2 separate regions of the Homo sapiens genome follow, and region 1 is linked to region 2. Evidence: chromatin loops called from intact Hi-C (ENCODE). Cell type or tissue: heart right ventricle. All regions are shown on one strand. Links, peaks and the distances in the headings refer to the core of each region. The heading gives the core; the rest is flanking DNA. Region 1 has its middle 9.7 kb from the start of GARRE1. Region 2 overlaps GARRE1 (granule associated Rac and RHOG effector 1).

Region 1 (11,912 bases), core at 1,884-9,883, 93 kb after region 2:
GAGAGGATCACTTGAGCCCAGGGAGTTCAAAGTTGCAGTGAGCCATGATTGCACCACTGCACTCCAGCCTGGGTGACAGAGCGAGACTCTGTCTCAAAATACATAAATCCATAAATAAAATGCTTGGTGGTAGGTTTACCTTAGACTGCAGCAAAGAGTGAGGGGAGTGGGAAAGGTCTGGAAGCACAAAGGTGAGTGGACAAAAGAAACATGGTAGAATTTCCCAGTAGTACTGAGGATTCACTGCAGGTTGACAACTATAGACATCTTTCTTTATTTTATTTGTTTATCAATTTTTGAGATGGAATCTCACTCTGTCACCCAGGCTGGAGTGCAGTGGTGCAATCTCGGCCCATTGCAACCTCCTCCTACCAGGTTCAAGCGATTCTCCTGCCTCAGCCCCTGGGTGTCTGGGATTACAGGCACCCGCCACCACGCCCAGCTAATTTTTGTATTTTTAGTAGAGACGGGGTTTCATCATGTTGGCAAGGCTGGTCTCGAACTCCTGACCTCAGGTGATCTGCCCTGCTCAGCTTCCCAAAGTGCAGGGATTACAGGCGTGAGCCATCGTGCTGGCCTGTAGACATCTCCTTTCTACTAAGGGACTTGTCCAGTAGCTTTTAGGTGAAAGGGAAGAAGGTGGAGCAATGATTCTTCAGAAGGTTGAGTAACGGAGAGTAGGGCAAGAGTGTTCCTGAGATGAGGGGCTGGGCTGTAGGACCCGAGCCACAGGAGGAGAGTTGTAAGAGGGAAGAGGACAGCTGGCTTGGAGGAAGTGTGCCTGGGTGCTAGTGTCCTCTTGCTTTTGTAGGCTGGAAAAGGAGCTAGGAATGATGGTGGCAAGTTTTGTCGTTTGTTTGTTTGGTGGAGACGGCCCCTTACCATGTTGCCTAGGCTGGTTTTGAACTCCTGGGCTCAAGAGTGATCCTCCCACCTCAGCCTCCCAAAGTGCTGGCCAGCGGCTGGCTTTTGAGTGTGCCAGTTGTAGCTCCTACAGTCTCAGATAAGCCCATCTGTTATTCAGAGGTCCTCCTAGCTCTTGCTACAGGCCCCAGGGGCCACTGGACCTTGCCATAGAATCCATCAGTGACCATACCTGGATGCACTTGGTAAACACCAGATGGGTTGGTTGGTTGGTTTGAGACAGGGTCTGGCTCTGTCACCCAGACTGGAGTACAGTAGCATGATCTTGGCTCACTGCAACCTCCACCTCCTGAGCTCAAGCCATCCTCTCACCTCGGCCTCCAAAGTAGCTGGGACTATGGGCATGCACCACCACGCCAGGCTAGTTTTTGTATTTTTTGTAGAGACAGGATTTCGCCATGTTGCCAAGGCTAGTCTTGAACTCCTGAGCTCAAGTGGTCTGCCAGCCCGGTCTCTCAAAGTGGTGAGATTACAGGCGTGAGCCACCGCAACCAGTCACAAATGAGATGTTAAATTGGCCCTTTCCCCATGGGGCAGACTCTGACACACCTGCCCACGTGTGTCTGGCCAGCCATGTCCACGCCTGTTCCCAAATCCTGCAGACTCTGGAATGCAGCTACCCTTCCTGGGGCTTACAGCCTATCTCACAGCTTTCACATCCTGCACAAGGGAGACCAGGAAAGCTAAAATTTGCTCCCAGGGGAGTGCGGTGACTCACACTTGTAATTCCAGCACTTTGGGAGGCTGAGGTGAGAGGATCACTTGAGGCTAGGAGTTGAAGACCAACCTGGGCAACAAAGTGAGACTCCAGCTCTACAAAAAATTTCAAAAATTAGCTGGGCATGGTGGCGCCCACTTGTAGTCCCAGTTACTGGGGAGGCTGAGGGAGGAGGATGACTTGAGCCCGGCAGTTCAAGGCTGCTGTGAGCTATGATTGTGCCACTGCACTCCTGCTGGGGAACAGAGTGAGATCCTGTCTCAAAAAAAAAAAAAAGTGACTCTCTGCAAACAACCCCATTGCCCACTCTACCACCAGGAGCACTTGACTATGAAAACCCCTTTCCTGAAGGCTCTTCTTTCAGACATTCCCACTGAAACTAACATGTAAAAGCTGCGGCTCACTTTACCCCGAACCTCATGGCCCCAGAGTAATGTGCCAGAAACCGCTTATGCTCACACCATTTTGGCCCCTTCCGTGGGCCAGGAGTCATGGAGAACCACTCAGCTATATATGCAGTTCTGAGATCAGTGTGAACATTGTCAACCTTGGGGCCCTTTTGGTGGCCTTTGTGGTGCTTTGGGGACCAGATGGCCTTGAACCTCTCAAGCTTACCTGAGAGCATTTTGTATTGTGGACATATCACCTTCTGTTTTGTGAGTCCATCTGCAGATATTATACCCATGCCCTGCAGGTTCAAATTATTTATTTTAATTCATCAAATACACATACATATGGAGAAGGAGGGAAAAAAATGTACCCACTACACAGGTTTGAGGCACTCGTCATGTCATGCCACCTCTTTATTTCAAGTTCCTTGCACCAAAGTGTTGAGAAAAAAAGATGGAGGCCAGATGCTGTGGCTCACGCCTATAATCCCAGCACTTTGGGAGGCCGAGGTGGGAGGATTGTTTGAGCTCACTAGTTCAAGACCAGCCTGGGCAACATGGTAAAACCCTGTCTCTACAAAAAACACAAAAATTAGGCCAGGTGCGGTGGCTCATGCCTGTAATCCCAGCACTCTGGGAGGCTGAGGTGGGCAGATCACAATTGTCAGGAGTTTGAGACCAGCCTGGCCAACATGGTGAAACCCTGTCTCTATTAAAAATACAAAAAAATTAGCTGGGCATGGTGGCTCATGCCTGTAGTCCCAGCTACTTGGGAGGCTGAGGCAGGAGAATCGCTTGAACCCAGGAGGCAGAGGTTGCAGTGAGCCAAGATCGCACCATTGCACTCCAGCCTGGGCAACAGAGCAAGACTCCGTGTCAAAAAATAATAATAATAATAAATAACAAAAATTAGCCTGGCATGGTGGCATGTACCTGTAGTCCCAGCTACTTGGGAGGCTGAGGTGGGAGGATCGCTTGAGCCCAGGAGTGAGAGGTTGCAGTGAGCTGAGATTGCGCCACTGCGCACTACAGCCTGGGCAATAGAGTCAGACCTTGTCTCAAAAAAAAAAAAGAAGAAAAGAAAAGAGAAAGAAAAGAAAAGAAGGAAAAGAAGAGAAAAAAGAGAAGGGAAGAGAAAAGAGAAAAAGGGATGGAGCCCACAGGTCTAAAGATGGAGGCCAGGCCCTCATCTTCAGGAATGGTAGCTACGGCCTTCCAGCTCTGCAGAAAGGTCTGTGAACTGGACCCTCAGCATCCACACAGGCATGAGATGGTGCCTTAGAGACCACCAGACCTATACCTGTAATTTGCTGTTTAGGAGGCCAAGAAGGTCAAGACCAGGAAACAGGGGTCACTCCGGAATGCATCTGGCCCCCTGTGCATCTGGATAGAGGCAGAGTTAGAGCCGGGTCCCGTGAAAAACATGAGCGTCTCTGAGGTTGGTGCCTATGACAAATGAGTGGAAGGAGGCTTCAGGAGCTCCTCTGTGACCCAAGAGCTGGGATGAACGAGACCCACATTTGTGAGAGATGCCAAAGAAATGCACCCTAGGCCGGGCATGGTGGCTGACGCCTGTAATCCCAGCACTTTGGGAGGCTGAGGCAGGCGGATCACCTGAGGTCGGGAGTTCAAGACAAGCCTGACCAACATGGTGAAACCCCATCTCTACTAAAAATACAAAAATTTGCCAGGCATGGTGGTACATGCCTGTAATCGCAGCTACTTGGGAGGCTAAGGCAGGAGAAGAGGTTGAAGCTGGGAGGTGGAGGTTGTAGTGAGCCGAGATCACGCCATTGCACTCCAGCCTGGGCAACAGAGGGAGATTCCATCTCAAAAAAAAAAAAAAAAAAAAAAGAAGGCCCGGCCTGGTGGCTCACGCCTGTAATCCCAGCACTTTGGGAAGCTGAGGCGGGCGGATCACCTGAGGTCAGGAGTTGGAGACCAGCCTGGCCAACATGGTGAAACCCCATCTCTATTAAAAATACAAAAATTAGCTGGGAGTGGTGGCAGGTGCCTGTCATCCCAGCTACTTGGGAGGCTGAAGCAGGAGAATCGCTTGAACCGGGGAGGTGGAGGTTGCAGTGAGTCAAGATCACGCCATTGCACTCCAGCCTGGGGGAAAGAGTGAGACTCTGTCTCAAAAAAAAAAAAAAAAAGAAAAAAAGAAAAGGAAAAAGAAAGAAAATGTACCCTGATCTCAGCAGGAGCTGGCTCTCCCTGCTGAGAAAAAAAGCAGATTTGCTCCGGCTGGCTTTTCTAAGGGCTTCACATTCCTATTGTCAGAAAAGCTGCAGAATCAGAACATCCCACTTACAGGGCCCCTCGGGGATTCCAGAACTGATTTTCTTAGGTAGCCAAAGTTATTACTGTTGGCTTGTGCATTCTTTATGGAAATAAAAGTCAGGGCTTCTAGGCTGGGTTTTACATGTTAGTTTCAGTGGGAATATCTTAAAGCCTTCAGGAAAGGGGTTTTCACAGCCAAGTGCTCTTGGTGGTGGAGGGGGTAATGGGGTTGTTTGCAGACAGTCACTTTTTTTTTTTTTTTTTTTTACGACAGGGTCTCACTCTGTTGTCCAGTAGGAGTGCAGTGGCACAATCATAGCTCACAGCAGCCTTGAACTGCTGGGCTCAAGCAATCCTCCTACCTCAGCCTCAAAGACATGATCACTTTTTGTGTCCTCTCTGCTTACTCCAAGGTCTTGAAGATATGCTCTTTTCCCAACAGTGTTTTGCAGTTGTCAGTGTAGAAGTCTTGCACATTTTTCGCACATTTTTCATTAGATTGCTAGGTATTTTATTGTTTTGGTGGGGTACTATTACAAATGGCAATGTTTTGACTTTTCATTGTCTAATTACTTGTTGCTTGTAGACAGAAACAAATGATGTTTCTGTATTTTGATATTTTACTTAATTGTAGGGCAGGCAAGGTGGCTCACGCCTGTAATCCCAGCACTTTGGGAAGCTGAGGTGGGAGGATCAATTGAGCCCAGGAGTGTGAGAACAGCCTGGGCAACATGGCAAAACTCCATCTCTACAAAAAATACAAAAATTAGCCAGGCATGGTGGCACACGGCTGTGGTCCCAGCTACTTGGGAGGCTGAAGTGGGAGGACTGATTAAGTGTAGGAGTTGGAGGCTGCAGTGAGCCATGTTTTCGTCATTACACTCCAGCCTGGGTGACAGAACAAGACTCCGTCTCAAAAAAAAAAAAAAAAAAGTTACCATCTGTTTCTAGTTTGCTGAGAATTTTAATCTCCTCTTTATTTTTATTTTATTTTATTTATTTATTTTTTGAGACGGAGTCTTGCTCTGTCGCCCAGGCTGGAGTGCACTGGTGTGATCTTGGCTCACTGCAACCTCCGCCTCCCCCGTTCAAGAGATTCTGCTGCCTCAGCCTCCTGAGTAGCTGGGATTACAGGCACATGCCACCACGCCCAGCTAATTTTTGTATTTTTAGAGATGGGTTTTCATCATGTTGGCCAGGCTAGTCTCGAACTCCTGATCTCAAGGGATCCACCCACCTCAGCCTCCCAAAGTGCTGGGATTACAGGTATGAGCCACTGCGCCTGGACAGCTCCTCTTTCTTTTTTTTGAGAGAGTCTCGCTTTCTTGCCCAGGCTGCAGTGCAATGGCGCCATCTCGGCTCACTGGAATCTCCGCCTCCTGGGTTCAAGTGATTTTCCTGCCTCAGCCTCCCGAGTACTGGCACGCACCTGTAATCCCAGCTAATTACAGGCACACACCACCACACCCAGCTAATTTTTGTATTTTTAGTAGAGATGGGCTTTCACCACATTGGCCAGGCTGGTCTTGAACTCCTGAGCTCAAGTGATCCACCCACCTGCGCCTCCCAAAGTGCTGGAATTACAGACATGAGCCACCGCGCCTGGCCTCCTCTTTATTTTTGAAAAGCTAAACAGACTGTTTGCACACCCCGTTTGTGCATGGGAGAGCAGGGGCGGGATCAAGTGTGAGAAGATGTTAGCCTGCTCTAGAAGGCACCCTGGGGCTCGTGCCAGGAACTGTCAGCCTTCCCACTAACAGTCCCTATGGGCTCATCATTGCCAGGTCATCTGTAGCTTGCTGTCCTTTTCTGGTAGTTTGCTGTAACAGACATTACTAATATTTGAATGTATGATTTGAATGTCCTCACTTAATAACAAATATTATTAGAATATTTGAATTCCAAATTTCCTTGCTTCCTCAAGTTAGGTGAGAACAAGACGAAGTTCAAGTTGAGATAATGCAACTATAAACACATCTGACACCAACACCTCCTTTCCATTCATAAGAACAGTTACCTTCCAACCGTGCTAGAGACAGACACCAGGACAGTAACCCAGCTCAGGTCAATGGAATTCCAAAGACTCCAGGATTTCCAGATTTAAACCAAGTACCAGCTAAAAGAGGAGGAAAGCAGGCTGGCCCAGACATGAGGTGTTTTGTTTGTTTGTTTTTTGAGACGGAGTCTTGCTCTGTCCCCCAGCCTGGCGTGCAGTGGTGCGATCTCGGCTCACTGCAACCTCCGCCTCCTGGATTCAAGTGATTCTCCTGCCTCAGCCTCGCGAGTAGCTGGGATTACAGGTGCGTGCCACCTGATCACGCATGGCTAATTTTTGTATTTTTCGTAGAGACAGGATTTCACCAGGTTGATCAGGCTGGTCTTGAACTCCTGACCTCAAGTGACCCACCCGCCTAGGCCTCCCAAGTGTTGGGATTACAGGCATGAGCCACCGTGCCCGGCCAAAGAGGTGTTGTAAGCACAAGTCGTGACCTGGGTTGGTGAAAGCTGCAGAGCAAGCCATTGACAGTCTGGAAGCCAGACTCAGACAGGCATCTGATCCAGGGACACCTCCAGGCCAAAGTTATAGGGGGTGTGGGCTACCCAGCATTGCTTGCTTTATCGGTCAAGGAAGGCCTCTAGACGAAGGAGCAGCAGCAGTGCTGGACATAGGGCATCCCCACTGCGGACCACTGGCTTGCCACAGACCCAGAGGTGTGCAGCTGTCCTGCTAGCTCACAGCCCTGTGACTTATTTTTAGATCTATGACTCAGAGTTCTAGACCAGTACTGAGGCCATGGGGAGAGGAGTCTCTGCCTGGGGGCTGCCTTAGCATGGGTCTGTTTGACACCATGATCTCATTCCCATCAGACCATAGTTGCGGCAATACAACTTCCAGAAGGACACCATCTTTTCTTTTTTCTTTTTTGTTTTGAGACAGAGTCTCATTCTGTCGCACAGGCTGGAGTGCAGTGGCACAATCTGGGCTCACTGCAACCTCCGCCTCCCAGGTTCAAGTGATTCTCCTGCCTCAGCCTCCTGAGTAGCTGGGATTACAGGCATGCGCCATCACGCCCAACTAATTTTTGTATTTTTGGTAGAGACAGGTTTCGCCATGTTGGCCAGACTGTCTCGAATTCCTGACCTCAAGTGATCCACCCGCCTTGGCCTCCCAAAGTGCTGGGATTATAGGTTTGAGCCACCCTGCCTGGCCACCATCTCTTAAGGCATCCAGATTAGATGCCTTCTCTAAGACATGTGACAGAATTTGACAATCAGATTTGTGTTCCCCAAAGTGCATTCTGGCCTCTGCACAGAATATGGCACAGAAGAATGCAGTATGAAGAGAGGATAACCAATGAGGAGGTTAACATAGTCCACGCAAGAGGTGAAGGGGCTTTGAACCAGGGTAGAGGCAGAGAGATTTGCTCACTCTAGATGGGAAATTAAGCACAAATGTTCACCTTCTTTGCCTTTAAGACTGCCCTGGCTGGGTACGGTGGCTCGCGCCTGTAATCCCAGCACTTTGGGAGGCCGAGGCAGGCGGGTCATCTGAGGTCGGGAGTTCAAGACCAGCCTGACCAACATGGAGAAACCCCGTCTCTACTAAAAATACAAAATTAGCCAGGTGTGGTGGCGCATGCCTGTAATCCCAGCTACTCAGGAGGCTAAGGCAACAGAATCACTTGAACCCAGGAGGCGGAGGTTGCAGTGAGCTGAGATCAAGCCATTGTACTCCAGCCTGGACAACAAAAGCGAAACTCCGTCTCAAAAAAAAAAAAAAAAAAAATTAGCTGGGCATGGTGGCGCATGCCTGTAATCCCAGCAACTTGGGAGGCTGAGGCAGGAGAATCACTTGAATCTGGGGGGCGAAGTTTGCAGTGAGCCGAGATCGCGCCATTGCACTCCAGCCTGGGCGACAAGAGGGAAACTTCGTCTCAAAAAAAAAAAAAAAAAAAGACTGCCTTAAAGGCTGCTTTGCCTATGGAGTAGCCATTCTTTTATTCCTTTACTTTCTTAATGAAGTTGCTTTTATTTAAAAAGACTGCATTAAGATGTCAACACATGAATAAACAGTTATAAATTGAATTGGGCAGGAATAAGCCTGTCAAGTATTTTTCTTTCTAAAATAATTTTTTATTTTTATATATTTTTTGAGACAGAGTCTGGCTCTGTTGCCCAGGCTGGAGTGCAGTGACACAATCATGGCTCACTGCAGCCTTAACCTCCTGGGCTCAAGGGATCCTCCTGCCTCAGCCTCCTGAGTAGCTGGAGCCAGAGGCACACGCCACTACGCCCGGCTAATTTTTAATTTTTTTTAAAATTTTACTTATTTTTTTGAGATAGGGTCTCACTGTGTTGCCCAGGCTATAGTGCAATGGTATGATCACAGCTCACTGCAGCCTTGACCTTCTGTGCACAAGCAGTCCTCCTTCCTCAGCCTCCTGAGTAGCTGGGACCACAGGCATATGCCACCATGGCTGGCTAATATTTTAGTGTTTTTTTTGTTTTGTTTTGTTTTGTTTTTTTTTTTTTTTTTTTTTTTTGTAGAGATGGGGTCTCCCTGTGTTGCCCAGGCTGGTCCCAAACTCTTTGGCCTCAAGTGATCCACCCGCCTCAACCTCCCAAAGTGCTAGGATTACAGGCATAAACCACCTGCGCCCAGCCAAGACTCTTTCTTTTGTTTGTTTTTTGTAACAGTATGCTGCTTAATTATAAGCCATGCCGACTGCAGCAGTGAGAAACAGGTTTGTTCACTACTTGTGCAGACCTTCAATTAGGTTTCCTGTTTTCAAGTCCCCTTCTCACTCTTGTTCCCTGTTGTACCTGCTGGCTCAGAGGCAGAAGCCTTCCAGAGGCCCAGGCAGGTGGCTCCTCCCGCACGCTAGCGCCCCTTGAGCACAGTCGAGGCGGCAGCACGCTATGCTCTGCCTGGGGTTGCCATGCTTCCAGCTGCTCTTGTCAGTCTAGAAAGCTGCTGAAAAATACCTCACAGGGCCAGGCGTAGTGGCTCACACCTGTAATCCCAGCACTTTGGGAGGCTGAGGTGGGTGGATCACTTGAGACCAGAATGAGACCAGCCTAGGCAACACGGTAAGACCCCATCTCTACAAAAAAAATTTAATAACCAGTTGGGCGTGGTGTTGTGTGCCTGTAATCCCAGCTACTCGGGAGGCTGAGTTGGGAGGATGGCTTGAGCCCAGGAGGCAGAGGTTGCAGCCAGCCGAGATCGTGTCACTGCACTCCAGCCTGGGTGACACAGCCAGACCCTCTCTCTCAAAAAATAAAAATAGGCCGGGCGCGGTGGCTCACGCCTGTAATCCCAGCACTTTGGGAGGCCGAGGTGGGCGGATCACAAGGTCAAGAGATCGAGACCATCTTGGCTAACATGGTGAAACCCTGTTACAATACAAAAATTAGCCGGGTGTGGTGGCGGGCGCCTGTAGTCCCAGCTACTCGGGAGGCTGAGGCAGGAGAATGGCGTGAACCTGGGAGGCGGAGCTTGCAGTGAGCCGAGATCGTGCCACTACACTCCAGCCTGGGCGAAAGTGCAAGACTCCATCTCAAAAAAAAAAAAAATAAAAATAGGCCAGGTGTGGTGGCTTATGCCTGTAATCCCCACACTTTGGGAGGCTGAGGCAGGTGGATCACTTGAGGTCAGGAGTTTGAGACCATCCTGGCCAACATGGTGAAACCCTGTCTCTACTATAAATGGATAAATTAACTGGGTGTGGTGGTGCGTGCCTGTAATCTCAGCTACTCAGGAGGCTGAGGCAGGAGAATTGCTTGAACCCGGAGGCAGAGGTTGCAGTGAGCTGAGATCGCACCACTGCACTCCAGCCTGGATGTTAGAGCGAGACTCAAGTCTCAAAAATAAATAAATAAATAAATAAATATCAGGATTAAAAGAAAAAAAAGGAAGATTCTTCTCTGTAGACATCTGTGGGATCTGGAGAGATTGGCATCCTACAACAAAGCCCTCTGGAATTCGGAAATCTCAAGAATAAAGATCACTACCTTAAAGCTGACACTGCTGGTTAACAAATCCTGGTCACACAGAGAGCTCCAGGGCACCCGTTTGCCTCCTTCTAATGACAGACAGCCAAGAATCCACTGATATTTTAATAAAGCCTACTACAGGAAAGAGACTAAGATGAACAATAGCAAAGGAAAGAAAATAGCAGAAAAAACTAAGAGATACAGGGATTTATTTATTTATTTATTTATTTATTTGAGATGGAGCCTCTCTCTGTCGCTCAGGCTGGAGTGCAGTGGTGCGATCTCGGCTCACTGCAACCTCCACCTCCCACGTTCAAACGATTCTCCTGACTCAGCCTCCCGAGTAGCTGGGACTACAGGCATGTGCCACCATGCCCAAGTAATTTTTGTAGTTTAGTAGAGATGGGGTTTCACCATGTTGGCCTGGCTGGTCTCAAACTCCTGGCCTCGAGTGATCCGACCGCCTCAGCCTCCCAAAGTGCTGGGATTACAGGTGTCAGCCACCATGCCCGGCCGAATGGGCAGCTCTTATATCTGAGTAAAAGAGACTTCTAGTGAAAGTACAGGGAGGATGGTATGAAAAAAATTACCCAAGCTAAAGGGAAGACACAAACCATTAAATCAAAAGGGCCTAACAACTGCCCAGCATAATACTGGAGTGAAACAAAAAGACCCACACTCTTGAGAAGTCATAACATTTCTTAACAGAAAGGATAATATGCTGTTTCCACAGAGGAAGAAACAGGTAATCTACAATGAAAAGAAAAAATCAAATTGGCATTAGACTTAACATCACTGCATGCTAGATCAAGGGTCAGCAACTAAGATAAGAATTGCTTCGACGTTTTGTTGTTAAATAAGCAAAGAAGGCTGGGGCTGGGCACAGAGGCTGATGCCTGTAATCCCAGCACTTTGTGAGGCCAAGGCAGGCGGATCACCTGAGGCCAGGAGTTCGAGACCAGCCTGGCCAACATGGTGAAATCCTGTCTCTACTAAAAATACAAAAATCAGCCAGGTGTGGTGGTGGGTGCCTGTAATCCCAGCTACTCGGGAGGCTGAGGCAGGAGAATCACTTGAAGCTGGCAGGCAGAGGCTGCAGTGAGCCGAGACGGCACCGCTGCACTCCAGCCTGGGCGACAGAGTGAGACTCTGTCTCAAAAAAAAAAAAGAAACGAGGAAGAAGATGTGACAGAGACCTTCCTGTCTAGAAAGCTCCCTAAGGAGAAATTCCAGTAAACAAAGGAATGGAAAACATGGTGCCAGCAACTCTAATTGTAGCCCAGGAGAGCAGTGATGGCAAAATCTCAGGATCATGACTTTGTTGACACCTGGAAGCAATATATTTGGGTTTTATTTGTTATTTATCTTTTTCAATTTTTTTTCTTTTTTATTAGACACCAAGATCTCACTATGTTTCCCAGGCTGGTCTCGAACTCCTGGGCTCAAACGATCTGCCTGCCTCAGCATCCCAATGTACTGGGATTATTGGTATCATCCACCATGCCTGGCCTGTTTGGATCTTAGCAGAATGGTGGAAGGTTATGGAAGAACAGTCTGTATGAAAAAAAGGAGATTTTGTAGACTGAATTATAGTATGGGTG
Region 2 (11,912 bases), core at 2,540-10,539:
TGGTTTTTTTTGTGGGGGGGGTTCAATTCTATTATCAGCAAAAAGATGTGCTGCTTAATTTATCATTTTCCAAAGCTTAGACCACTTATTTTATTGCTTTTTGTCTTGCTGCATTTGCTGTGAAGTCCAAGACAAAGTTACATGCTACAGGTGATAACAGTCGCCCTTGTCTGATTCCTGATATTAACTGAAATGATTTTTGTTTCATTATATAAGGCACTATTTGCTATTAGCTTTTAGTAGATAGTCTTTTTTATTTTTTATGTATTTACTTATTTTTTAGAGACAGAGTCTTACTTTGTTGCCCAGGCTGGGCTGCTGTGGTGTGATCATGGCTCACTGCAGCCTCAACCTCCTGAGCTCAAGCGATCTTCCCACCTCAGCCTCCCAAGGAGCTGGGACTACAGGCATGTGCCACCACACCCAGCTAATTTTTTATTTTTTGTAGAGATGGGGGTTTCACTATGTTGGCCAAACTGGTCTTGAACTCCTGGCCTCAGGCAATCTGCCTACCTCAGCCTTCCAAAGTGCTGGAAATTACAGGCATGAGACATCATGCCTGGCCAGGTTTTCCACTTCTTGGTATAATTTTGTAATGCCTATTTTGCTAGGAAAGAATCCATTTTCTGCTGAATTTCCAAATGTATTGCTATTAAGTCTTAGATGGTACTGTCTTAAAGTGGCTTTTTTTTGAGACAGGGTTTCTCTCTGTCAGCCAGGCTGGGGTGTAGTGGCATGATCATAGCTCACTGCAGCCTCAAAATCCTGGGGTCAAGGGATCCTACCGCCTCAGCTTCCTAAGCACCACCACACCCAGCTAATTTTGTTTAATTTTTAGTAGAGATGAGGGTTTTGTGATGTTGACCAGGCTGGTCTCGAACTCCTGGCCTCAAGTGATCCTCCAGCCTTAGCCTCTCAAAGTACTGGGATTACAGGCATGAGCCACTAAAGCGCTTTTAATGTATCCTTTCTATTTCCTAATTTTGTTTCTCTTTGTTCTCCCTTAATCAAGCTTAGAATAAATTGGCTTATACATTTTATTGGTCTTCCAAAGATCCTTTAGAGTTATTTGCAATTTCTACTCTATTTTTCTTTCTAATTTACTTATTTTTGGCTTTTCCCCCTTAATTCCTCCTCCTAGTTTGTTCTTGTTTGTAAATTCCTTCTCTAATTTTTTAAGATGACTCTGGTGGTATTTTCATTGTCTAGCCCAGGAGAAGCTGTATTCTATGAAGGCAGGAGGGTGTCTGTCACCTGTCATAGGTCCTAGAGTTTAGGCAAAAAAAAAAAGCATCGCAAAGAACAGGTTATATAATCAGGAAAAAAGCACCCCACAAAGGGCTGCTGACCTTGGCTGCCGGGAGTAGGCAGGCCTAGACTGGAGCCTACTTGAACTATGGGACTTTGAGCTGTTCAAGTAACCTCTCTTAGCCTCAGTTCTGTTCTCTATAAAGTAAGAAAAATAGTCCACTCATGTTCTCAGCCCCTTTCTCACCACTGTTTCCCATCTTGGTAGATCTGCCCCATACTTGCCTCCACAGTGAGAAAGGGTCGTAAAGGGGGATTAAATGATTTCACCTTCACAAGTAAGGCTGCAGCAGACAGGCCCTGGGAAGACCTCGGCAGTTGCATTTGCTGTTGACACTGGGCGAGGGATGGGAGGCCTCACATACCTGCAGGATCAAAAGGCAGAATCTCTCCCAGCATTCCAAAGACTCCATCACTTTGGTCACGGTTGGGCCAGGTGTTATTTCTAGGTCCCTGCGGCTTCTGTCCCAGAACCTCTGACATCACATTATCCATATAGCTGCTCACCAGACCCAAGCTGTACAAGTCAGAACTGAGATCAGATATGCCAGGCCACTGACCAAGAGGAGACAGACCTGCTCCAACAGCCTGCGCTGGCTGCTGGGATGAGCCATGTACCCATTTCCCAGGTGCCCGAGGCTGGGGCGGGGGCTGCTGCGGTCCAATGGGCTGGAGTAGGTGTTGGTAGTATTGGACTTGAGGTTGTTGCTGCTTTGGGGACTGCTGCTGAGGTGCCAGTCCCGGCTGGGGTGTCAGAGGTGTGTGTGCCCCAGCCTGGGGTGCCCGTGGTGGAGGGGGCACAGGCAGTGACGGCTGCTGTGGTTGCATGGCTCCTGCCTTCTGCTCAGTCACCATGGCTGTGGCAGCAGAATTATGCCTTGTCACCAACGGAGAGCCCTGATGTGACTGGCCCATGTTAAAGCCCGAGAGAAAATCTATCACCTCTTGCATTTCCTGATCAGTTGGTAAGTTCATACCCTTCTCATCCTTGCCGTCATCTCCATGCAGGAAGTTCTCACGCCTCTCCATGAGAAAGCCATTGGCCACTGTATTACTGGAATTCTGAGCTGACTGTGAAGGGTCTGTAGTCCTGGGGAAATTACCAATGTTCAAAATGCTTTGTAACCTTGTATCAATATTGCCAGGCATTTTGGCCTTCTCTTCGGAACATCCAGCTATGAAGATGTTTTTGGAAGGGGTATTTTGGATGGAATAATTTGTGCTGCTGCTGGAGCTGGTACATGAAGCTTTCTTGGTGAACCGGGATGTCAGTTTGGAGAATGTCTTCTGCAGGCCACCTGAAGATTTGTTTCCATTTCCAGAAGGCAGGTCAGCCTGGTTGCCAAAATCACAGATCTCCCTTTGCAGCTGGATCTGTATGCAGGGTAAAGCTTGCTCCCTATTTAAACAGAAATTTGTTTAAAAAAAAAAAAGACAAATATATAAAATAATAAAATGGACCTCTTTGTATTTAAGAATGGCGTTGAGAGCAAGAAAAACCTCTCAGGTTGGTATCGGGTTCACTTATTTTATATATAAATGAACACCCAGGGGTTTGGAGAGTATGAAATCTACAGTGTCTAACGCAGGACTGGAAGTTCTGCTAGGATTCTGGCCTGAGGAGTGTGATTCAGTGAAATCCTCTAATGGTGGCACAGGAGGGGAAAGCATGGCTAGATGTGGGGATGCAACTTGCAGAAGCTAGATTTGTGCCTGGAGGACAGGGGCTACAGCCACGCAAATGCAGCAGAGGGACAATGGACAACTCCACAAAGCAGAGGGAGGTGGTGGGGGGATGCAGGGATACTATGTGCCAACGTTGTCCCAACAGATGGCTGTGACTTTCAAAGTTTCCTGAGCACATTTTTCCCATACTAAAATGGAGCCCTAAAGAGCGAAAGGGCATGGGGCAGGAGCTGAGGCAGGTGAAGGCTGTGTGACCCTGGAAAAGTCACTTCACTATTCTGGCCTTTGTGTACTCATGAGTTAAGAAAGGGAGAAAAGGTTGGGCATGGTGGCTCACGCCTGTAATCCCAGCACTTTGGGAGGCCGAGGCAGGCACTTGAGGTCAGGAGTTTGATACCAGCCTGGCCAACACAGCGAAACCCCATCTTCATGAAAAATACAAAAATTAGCTGGGCGTACACCTGTAATCCCAGCTACTCGGAAGGCTGAGGTAGGAGGATGACTTGAGCCCAGGAGCTGGGGGATGGATGGGATGGATAGCATGGATGGAGAGCAATATTGCAGTGAGCTGAGATTGTACCACTACACTCCAGCCTGGCTGGGCAACAGAGCCAGATCCTAAAAAGACAAGATGACAAGACCAAAGACAAAGACCAAGACAGAAAAGAAAAGAAAAGAAAAGAAAAGAAAAGAAAAAGGGAGAGGGGCCATGGCTAGATGTTTAAGGCCACTACCAGATGTATACACATTTCTCAAGTTCAACCTGAGAGAACTGATTGAAAAAGAAAAAAAATTCTAAAAGACATAAGCAAATTTTCTAAACATTTCTCTGTTCTTAATTCATAAGGAGAATATGAGTTGAGTTAAAAGTCCTCTTGATGGACTTCCTCTCAAATGACAAAATAAAGGAAGGCAAAAAAGTTAGCAAATAGGGGAATCTGGTACAGGGCATGGAGCAGTTCTTTGTATTATTCTTGCCACTTTGCTGCAGGTTTTAAATTATTCTGAAAATAAAAGTTACTAAAAAGTCCTTACTGCCTTCTTTACAATACCGTATACTATCAATGACACAAGCACACATGAAACTGTGCATAGTCACACTGTCCCTCGGTATGCATCTAATGCAAACCACAGACACCAACCTTCCAGCCCTCCAGCGGTTTAGGTCCAGCACAGCTGTGTAGAGCACGTCCACTAGACCCAGGGTCTTCTCAGGATCAAGGCTTCTCTGCAGCAGGGACATGGTAGCAGGGTCTTCTTTCAGGCACCTAGGCATAGATTAGGCTGCATTAGTCTTGGCTGCATTTCTCTGCAAAGGTGTCTCAAGCAGGTCTCATAGAAAAGGCTACAACTTTTATGTACCTCTGGCGCCCAGCAAAAATTCAGTAACTGTAAGAACATGGAGAGAACAACAGGGCTGATCCTGGAACTCACTGCCCCACAAGAGGAGTAGGAAGCAAAAAGGTCTGAGGTCTCATGATATCAGAATATATATTTGGTCTCTGCCTCCAGTTCCTGATACAGAGCTCCTAAAACCCTTGAGATTTCCTAGGTGATAGTGTCTTTTGTTCTAATAAGATGACTTGCTTATATGATGAAGCCTCCATAAAAATCATCAGACCATCGGGTTCTGAGAGCTTCCACGCTGGTGAACACACTAAGGTGCTGGGCACAGGGCATAGCTGGCAAGGGCATGGAGGCTTGGAGCCCCATCCCAAACACTTCACGCTATGCACCTCTTCACCTGGCTGTTAATCTGTATCTGCTATAATATCCTTTATAATAAACCTTAAATATAATTAAATGTTTTACTGAGTTCTGTGAGCCATTATAGCAAAATATCAAACCTGGAGGTTTTGGGAACCCCCAACTTATAGCCGATTGGTTAGAAGTCGGGTGACAACCTGGGACTTGTGGATGGCATCTGAAGTGGGGAGTAGCCTTGTGGGGCTGAGCCCTTAACCTGTGCGGTCTGTGCTAGCTCAGACACTCTGATTCCTGCCGACTTCTCCAATAAGTGAACAACACAACTGTCTACCCCAAAACTTACACACCCTCTCTAGTTCCCTCACATCTTGCATGCAATCCATCAGTGAATCCTGACAGCTCTTCTTATAAAACACATCCAGAATCTAAGCACTTCTCGCCACCTTGTTTATGAACCCCCTGCTTCAGGAAACCACCACTCCTGGGTCTCAGGACCAAGCTCTCACCTGGCCTCTTTTTCTCTACTCCTGTACCTCCAAAGCCCATCCTTCATATAGGGGCCAGAGTGAGCTTCCTGTAGTGCCAATCAGAGCACATCACTCCCCTGCTTAAAACTCTTCAATGGGATATCATCGTGATTGAAATAAAATCTAAACCCTCACCACAGCCCTCAAAGCCCTCTGTGCCCAGCCCCTCAACCTTGTCCCAGCTGTGAGGCCTTCTCTTCCTCCCTGGATGGGTTTGTCCACACCTCAGGACCTTTGCTCTTGCTGCTGCCTTTGCCCGAATTTCTCTTTCCTGAGATTTTGGTATGGCCAACTGCTTCTCATCATTTGGGTCTCCACCGTCCATTCAGGGTACCTACACCAAGAGCCCCCCAACCTTTTTTCGAGACAGAGTCCTACTCTATCCTCAAGGCTGGAGTGCAGTGGTGTGATCAAAGCTCACTGTTATCCTCGACCTCCTGGGCTCAAGCGATCTTCCCATGTCAGCCTCCTAAGTAGCTGGAACTACAGGCGTGTGCCACCGCACCTGGCTAATGTTTTAATTTTTTTGTAGAGATGGGGTCTCGCTATGTTGCCCAGGCTGGTCCTAAACTCCTGAGCTCAGGTGATCCTCCTGCCTCAGCCTCCCAAAGTGCTAGGATTACGGGTGTGAGCCACTTGGTCTGGCCAAGAGCCCTTTTCTGAGAGGGAAAACAGTCTGAGCAGCATAGGTCTACTAGGAAGATGATGTCTGCCAGATCCTGGGCACTCTGGAAGCTAAATGGTGAACTCAACACTTACAAAGTCACTCAAGGAGGTAGCAGTACTCCCTAACATGACTTTGACTTGGGAAGAAATATATCAGAGAATGAAATGAGAGCCGGCCAGGCTCAGAAGCCTGGAAAGGGTGAACAACAACGCAAGCTCTGCTAGTGCCCAGCTAGACCTTGGACTCCTCAGAGAGAATCTTGGCAGCTGAGCCTGCCCAAGGTTCAGTGCACCCAATTCTCTCCATCTGGAATCACTGATAATCAGGACACATTTGCTCTTGTTCCCAAGCCAAGTCTGGTTGTGACTTGGCTTGTCACATGTTTGCCCACTAGGAGAGCATTTGTTGGCCATGTAGAAAAGAGTACTACAGCTCCTGGTGATGATAATTAATCTTTCTGAAAAATCAACAATCAACAAACTGGCATTTTTATTTTATTCATCAGCCTTGAGCTGATCAATAAAATGCCCTTAAGTGGCTAAACCCATTCTGTTGACAAATCACCAAGACTTGCCTAAAACCCTCTACCTGTTCTTAGATAAAAACCCAATTCCTTCAAGGGCCCTGCAAGTCTTGACGTCTACAACTTCCCATCCTCATCACCACCTAGCACATCTCCTTCCATGCTGGGTCACTCCTGAGGCCTCTGCACTGGCATTCTTTCTGCCTGAAGTGTGTTCCCCATCGGCTCTCTGCATGACAGGCTCCTCTCAAATCCAATGTCACATCCTCAGACCCTCTTCCAGACTGACTCGTCTAAAAGTCTCCCCCGAATCTCTATCCTACTTATTCTCTATCATATAATGGCACTCTCCTCTCATTTCCATCATACGCCTGCCTGTGTCTGAACTCATCTCTTATACTTAACAGCTGTCTCCCCCTTCTCTATTCTCAAGTTGGTTTATGAGGGGCAGGGACCCTGTGTGTCTTGCTCATAATTAAATTCCCAGAGCCCAGAACAGTGTCTGGTACACAGTAAGTGTTCAGTAAATATTTGGTGAAACAAAGCATGGATGGATAGCAATATCCTTTTTCTCCAGGTGGAGTAAAGCAATCATTTCTGTTTGTGTTCTTCCCAACAAGCACATACAGTATTTTGTAATTTGAAAAAAAAAAAAAAAAACAGAACTAAAATTTTGCAAAATTACCAAAAGCACCCAGCAGAGGGCACCTCTACAAGAAATCACAGTCTACAAGGTGTTTTTTGCGGGGGTGCAATGAGTTACAAATGAAATCAACCCCACAGGGAGAGTTTTCAAAACAAACTCAAGTGTTAGCCATTTTTGCACTGACTGTTTATATTCACCCAACTATCCAAAAGTTCAAACTCTTCAAAATGAGAATTCTGATTAAGTTTTAACATTTTCCAATGACAGCCTGAATTGGAAAAATTTAAGAATTCAGGGTTGGGTGCAGTGGCTCACGCCTGTAATCCCAGCACTTTGGGAGGCCAAGATGGGTGGATTACCCGAGGTCAGGAGTTTGAGACCAGCCTGGCCAACATAGTGAAACCCATCTCTACTAAAAACACAAAAGTTATTAGCTGGGCATGCAGGCAGGTGCCTGTAATCCCAGCTACTCAGGAAGCTGAGGCAGGAAAATCATTTGAACCCAGGAGGTGGAGGTTGCAGTGAGCCGAGACAACACCATTGCACTCCAGTGTGGGCAACAAGAACGAAACTATCTCAAAAAAAAAAAAAAAAATTCAGGAACACATTTCAGCAGAACACTGACTACAAAAGAAAAAAAAAGAATTTAGTAACACAAAAATCTTACAGAAAGTGAGCCTCTGGTTTACTGTTTGATAGAAATGAAAATATGTGTATAAATTACCATTAATTTCAGGACACAGTATGCCACCCTACAATTAACTTAAAATTTTGGGCCAGGTACAGTAGCTCACGCCTGCAATCCCAGCACTTTGGGAGGCCAAGGCAGGGGGATCGCTTGAGCCCAGGAGTCCCAGACCATCCTGGCTAATATAGTGAGACTCCATCTCTACAAAAAACTTAAAAATTAGCCAGGCATGATGGCACATGCCTGTAGTCCCGCCTACTTGGGAGGCCAGGGTGGGATGATTGCTTGAGCCCAGGAGTTCAAGGCTACAGTAAGCCATGACCACACCACTGCACTGCAGTCTGGGGGACAGCATGAGATCTTGTCTCTACCAAAAAAAAAATAATAATAATAATTTAAAAAAATAAAAGAACTTTTTGGTGGCAGAGTACTTATAGAAGGGAGGTTTTAGGACACAAAGTGAACTGCCAACATTTACTTAAATATATTCATAGACTCTAAACACTTTTGACAGAATCTACTATTATACTCTTACATTTCAAGAACAAATGAGCCGGGCGCGGTGACTCACGCCTGTAAACCTAGCACTTTGGGAGGCCGAAGCAGGTGGATCACCTGAGGTCAGGAGTTCAAGACCAGCCTGGCCAACATGGCAAAACCCTGTCTCTACTAAAAGTACAAAAATTAGCTGGGCGTAGTGGCATGCGCCTGTAATCCCAGCTACCCAGGAAGCTGAGGCAGGAGAATCACTGGAACCCAGGCGGAAGAGGCTGCAGTGAGCCGAGATTGCGCCACTGCACTCCAGCCTGGGCGACAGACCGAGATTCTGTCTCGAAAAAAAAGAACAAATGGTTTAAATACAACTTGTATGCCTTACCCAACTACCATTTTAGTCCACATAGGCACCAACAGCACCTCTTTGTTCCTTAGTATCTCTGCCTACTTAAATGATTTAAATATTTTCTCTTATAGCTAAATATTCATGCAGATTACCATTTTAATAGCAAATACCTTCCAATATATGCTTAGTTTTTCCTGTTTATTAATAAAGCTATGATACTCATCCTTATAGCTGAATGTGAATACATATCACAAAGATAAATTTCTAGAGGTGAAACTGTGGAATTGTTGAGGTCATATCCCTTATTTTAGGCTTCTAATATACTAAATTGCCCTCCAGAAAGGTTGTATTTAGTCTCTACTCAACAACCTCTTTGCCTGTTTCACAGTCTGGCTCAAACTAGTATTGTCACTATATTTAGTATTGTTATTCTAAAACAATTTAACAATATTCTGGGCAAAATGACATCATAACGGTTTTTTTTTTTTTCTTGGAGACGGAGTCTCGCTCTGTCACCCAGGCTGGAGTGCAGTGGCACGATCTCGGCTCACTGCAACCTCTGTCTCCCAGGCTCAAGCGGTTCTCCTGCCTTAAGCTGGGATTATAGGTGCATGCCACCACGCCCGGCTAATTTTTGTACTTTTAGTAGAGACAGGGTTTCACCATGTTGGCCAGGCTGGTCTGGAACTCCTGACCTCAGGAGATCTGGCCGCCTCGGCCTTCCAAAGTGCTGGAATTACAGGTGTGAGCCACCCCACCTGGCCCCATATGGTTTCTTTACTTTGTCTCTGATTTTTAGGTGAAGTTATACATTTTCTTTTTTCTTTTTTTTTTTTTTTGAGATAGTTTTGCTCTATTGCCCAGGCTGGAGTGCAATAGTGCAATCTCAGCTCTCTGCAACCTCCGCCTCCTGGGTTCAAGCAATTCTTGTGCCTCAGCTTCCTGATTAGCTGGAATTACAGGCACCCACCACCATGCCTGGATAGTTTTTGTATTTTTAGTAGAGATGGGGTTTCACCACATTGGGCAGGCTGGTCTCAAACTTCTGACCTCAGGCGATCTGCCCGCCTTGGCCTCCCAAAGTGCTAGGATTACAGGTGTGAGTCACCGCACTTGGCCATTACATTTTCTTAATCTATTTGTTGATCATATGTCTTCTTTTCTGACTTAGCTGTTCATGTCCCTTGCCCATTTTCTTCTGATTTGTAGGAGCTTTTTTTAAAAAAAAATAAATTAAGAATAATCTTTTATCTATTATAAGTGTTACAAATATAATATCTAAAAATGACTGTCCCAAGATTTGTAAAGACACTGGGTGTGTCACAACATGAGCTCAAGATCATCAGGATTGTAGTTGGAACAGAGGAGAAGGAATTCTATGTTCTCTACTGGGCTTTAGTGAACACTGGGTGACTTAGAGAAAATGATATACTATGTTTAAATGCTGTAGACTCAGTAACAAAGATAATACTGCTCATTATGATCCAAGAGTATATAACATTTTAGTTACATTATGGTCAATGAGACCATTTTTCAGACCTCTTGGCTTCCTCATCACAGACCAATAATCATGACACATGCCACTAACATACCACTGCTGCCCATAAACCTGCACATGCAGCAAGACTTGTTGCGTCAGCTAGCATGGGCATTGTTCAAAACAAGGCCATCATTTCAAAGATGTGCAAACGTCAGTCAGAGCTTAGGCTCCGGTGAAAGTAAGAGGCACGTTACCATGTGGATGGGACTTGAACCACGATTCTAGAGCCTTCTAAACTGATCTGGGGGGCATAGGCTTCTTTATTCTCAATCTGTGCTGTGTCAACCACCACCTAAGATCGAAAAAAAAAAAAAAAAACAAATAACAACCAGCTTTCAGAGAGAAAACAAATCAGAATAAAATCCAATACATAAAATGACTCTCTAAGAACTATTCCCCTAGCAGCCTAGTTATGCCAAGGCCAGTCAGGGCCCCGTGAAGACAACAGCAAGTAGTAACAGATGACCAAAACTAAGAACATTTCAATAAACAGAAACCACATTCTGGGCATGGAATTAAATTGAACTGGCAAGCACCTCTAGCACTTTTTCCAAACTATAAATATGTTAATTAGGAATTAATTTGCGTCCTTTATCTTAGTATTTTTTACTTTATGCACTTAAAAGAAGTAAAAGTGTCACTGAAAGTCAAACCAGACTGGGTGCAGTGGCTCACGCCTGTAATCCCAGCACTTTGGGAGATTTAGGCAAGTGATCACTTGAGGTCAGGAGTTTGAGACCACCCTGGCCAACATGGTGAAACCCCGTCTCCACTAAAAATACAAAAAGTAGCTGGGTGTGGTGATCCTGCAGTCCAAGCTACTCAGGAGGCTGAGGCAGGAGAATAGCTTGAACCCAGGAGGCAGAGGTTGCAGTGAGCCGAGATTGCGCCACTGCACTCCAGCCTGAGCAACAGACCAAGACTCCATCTCAAACAAACAAACAAACAAAAAAGTCAAACCAATGCTTCAGATAAGCCCATTTGTCATGACACGCCCAGAAGTGGATGAAACTTTTTTAAAGATTATCTTATCCTCAACCATCAATAAAAACTGAATTACTTCAGGACAGAGGAAGAACTAACCCTTCTTTGAATGATTTCCTCTTATTTCCAGGAAGAGTCTTTAATACTAGATAGGTGATAAGAGTATCCTATGTAATCTAGAGTTTGACAAAGTGATGAATATATTTTCAAATAACTAAAAGAATGTTTTAAAAAATCATAAAATATTTTAAAACCAAATCTGTAATATTTCAGAAGGGGTAAAACTGTACAGAGTTGTGTATCATACTCCAAATTCAGCTTCTAATGGAGCCAGCTTTCACTGGTTTAAACAGAGTTCCCATAGCTGATCTGCAATGACCTTTGGAAAAAACTTCCTGTCAAAGGAATAGCCATTGTTGGACCACACAGGTGTTTCCTCTCTCCTCCCATCCCCAGAACCATAACCTAAAGTCACACAGAAATGTGTCCTACAATCAAGACGCAAGGAACTAGGAAGAAGTTTCTGCTCTCTGAATAACATGGAACTTTTTTTTTTTTTTAATCTACAGTGTTTTCTCAAAACAGCCTTTGTGCCTTTTGGCCTTATTTTGCATACTCCTTTCAGGGGAACTCATTGGCATGGTCCTTGCAGTTTCAGCTAAATGGTCTCTGGGAATATGGATCGATATACTAAAGCCAATGGGCTCTTCCACGCTTCAGCAAGGCATCTCTGGTTTACTACTTCTTTTGGAGGTCCCTATACTGAGGAAAAGATCCCAAAGGAAATGTGACTCA

Evidence for each region. Peaks named below come from ENCODE experiments on the same cell type or tissue, not always from the same donor. Only the 100,000 strongest peaks of a DNase experiment are listed, where the experiment ranks them.
Region 1: a loop joins it to region 2, with 2.5 times the contacts of the local background. A loop is called at or near these places in 66 of 110 quality-filtered maps.

What each region holds. Positions count from the first base shown.
Region 1 is chr19:34,238,917-34,250,828 of GRCh38, reverse strand. No RefSeq gene overlaps it. Among named protein-coding and RNA genes, the nearest start is that of GARRE1, 9.7 kb to the left of the region's middle. In heart right ventricle, for the core only: no CTCF peak of the experiment used is centred there; no DNase peak of the experiment used is centred there.
Region 2 is chr19:34,332,217-34,344,128 of GRCh38, reverse strand. GARRE1 (granule associated Rac and RHOG effector 1) reads right to left here. Exons shown (of 14, transcript NM_014686.5): 8 at 10,328-10,425; 9 at 4,137-4,262; 10 at 1,674-2,707. Among named protein-coding and RNA genes, the nearest start is that of GPI, 27 kb to the left of the region's middle. RefSeq lists an enhancer at 1,483-1,983. In heart right ventricle, for the core only: CTCF peaks have their summits at 6,926 and 7,133 (motif pointing right); no DNase peak of the experiment used is centred there; H3K27ac peaks cover 3,838 bases.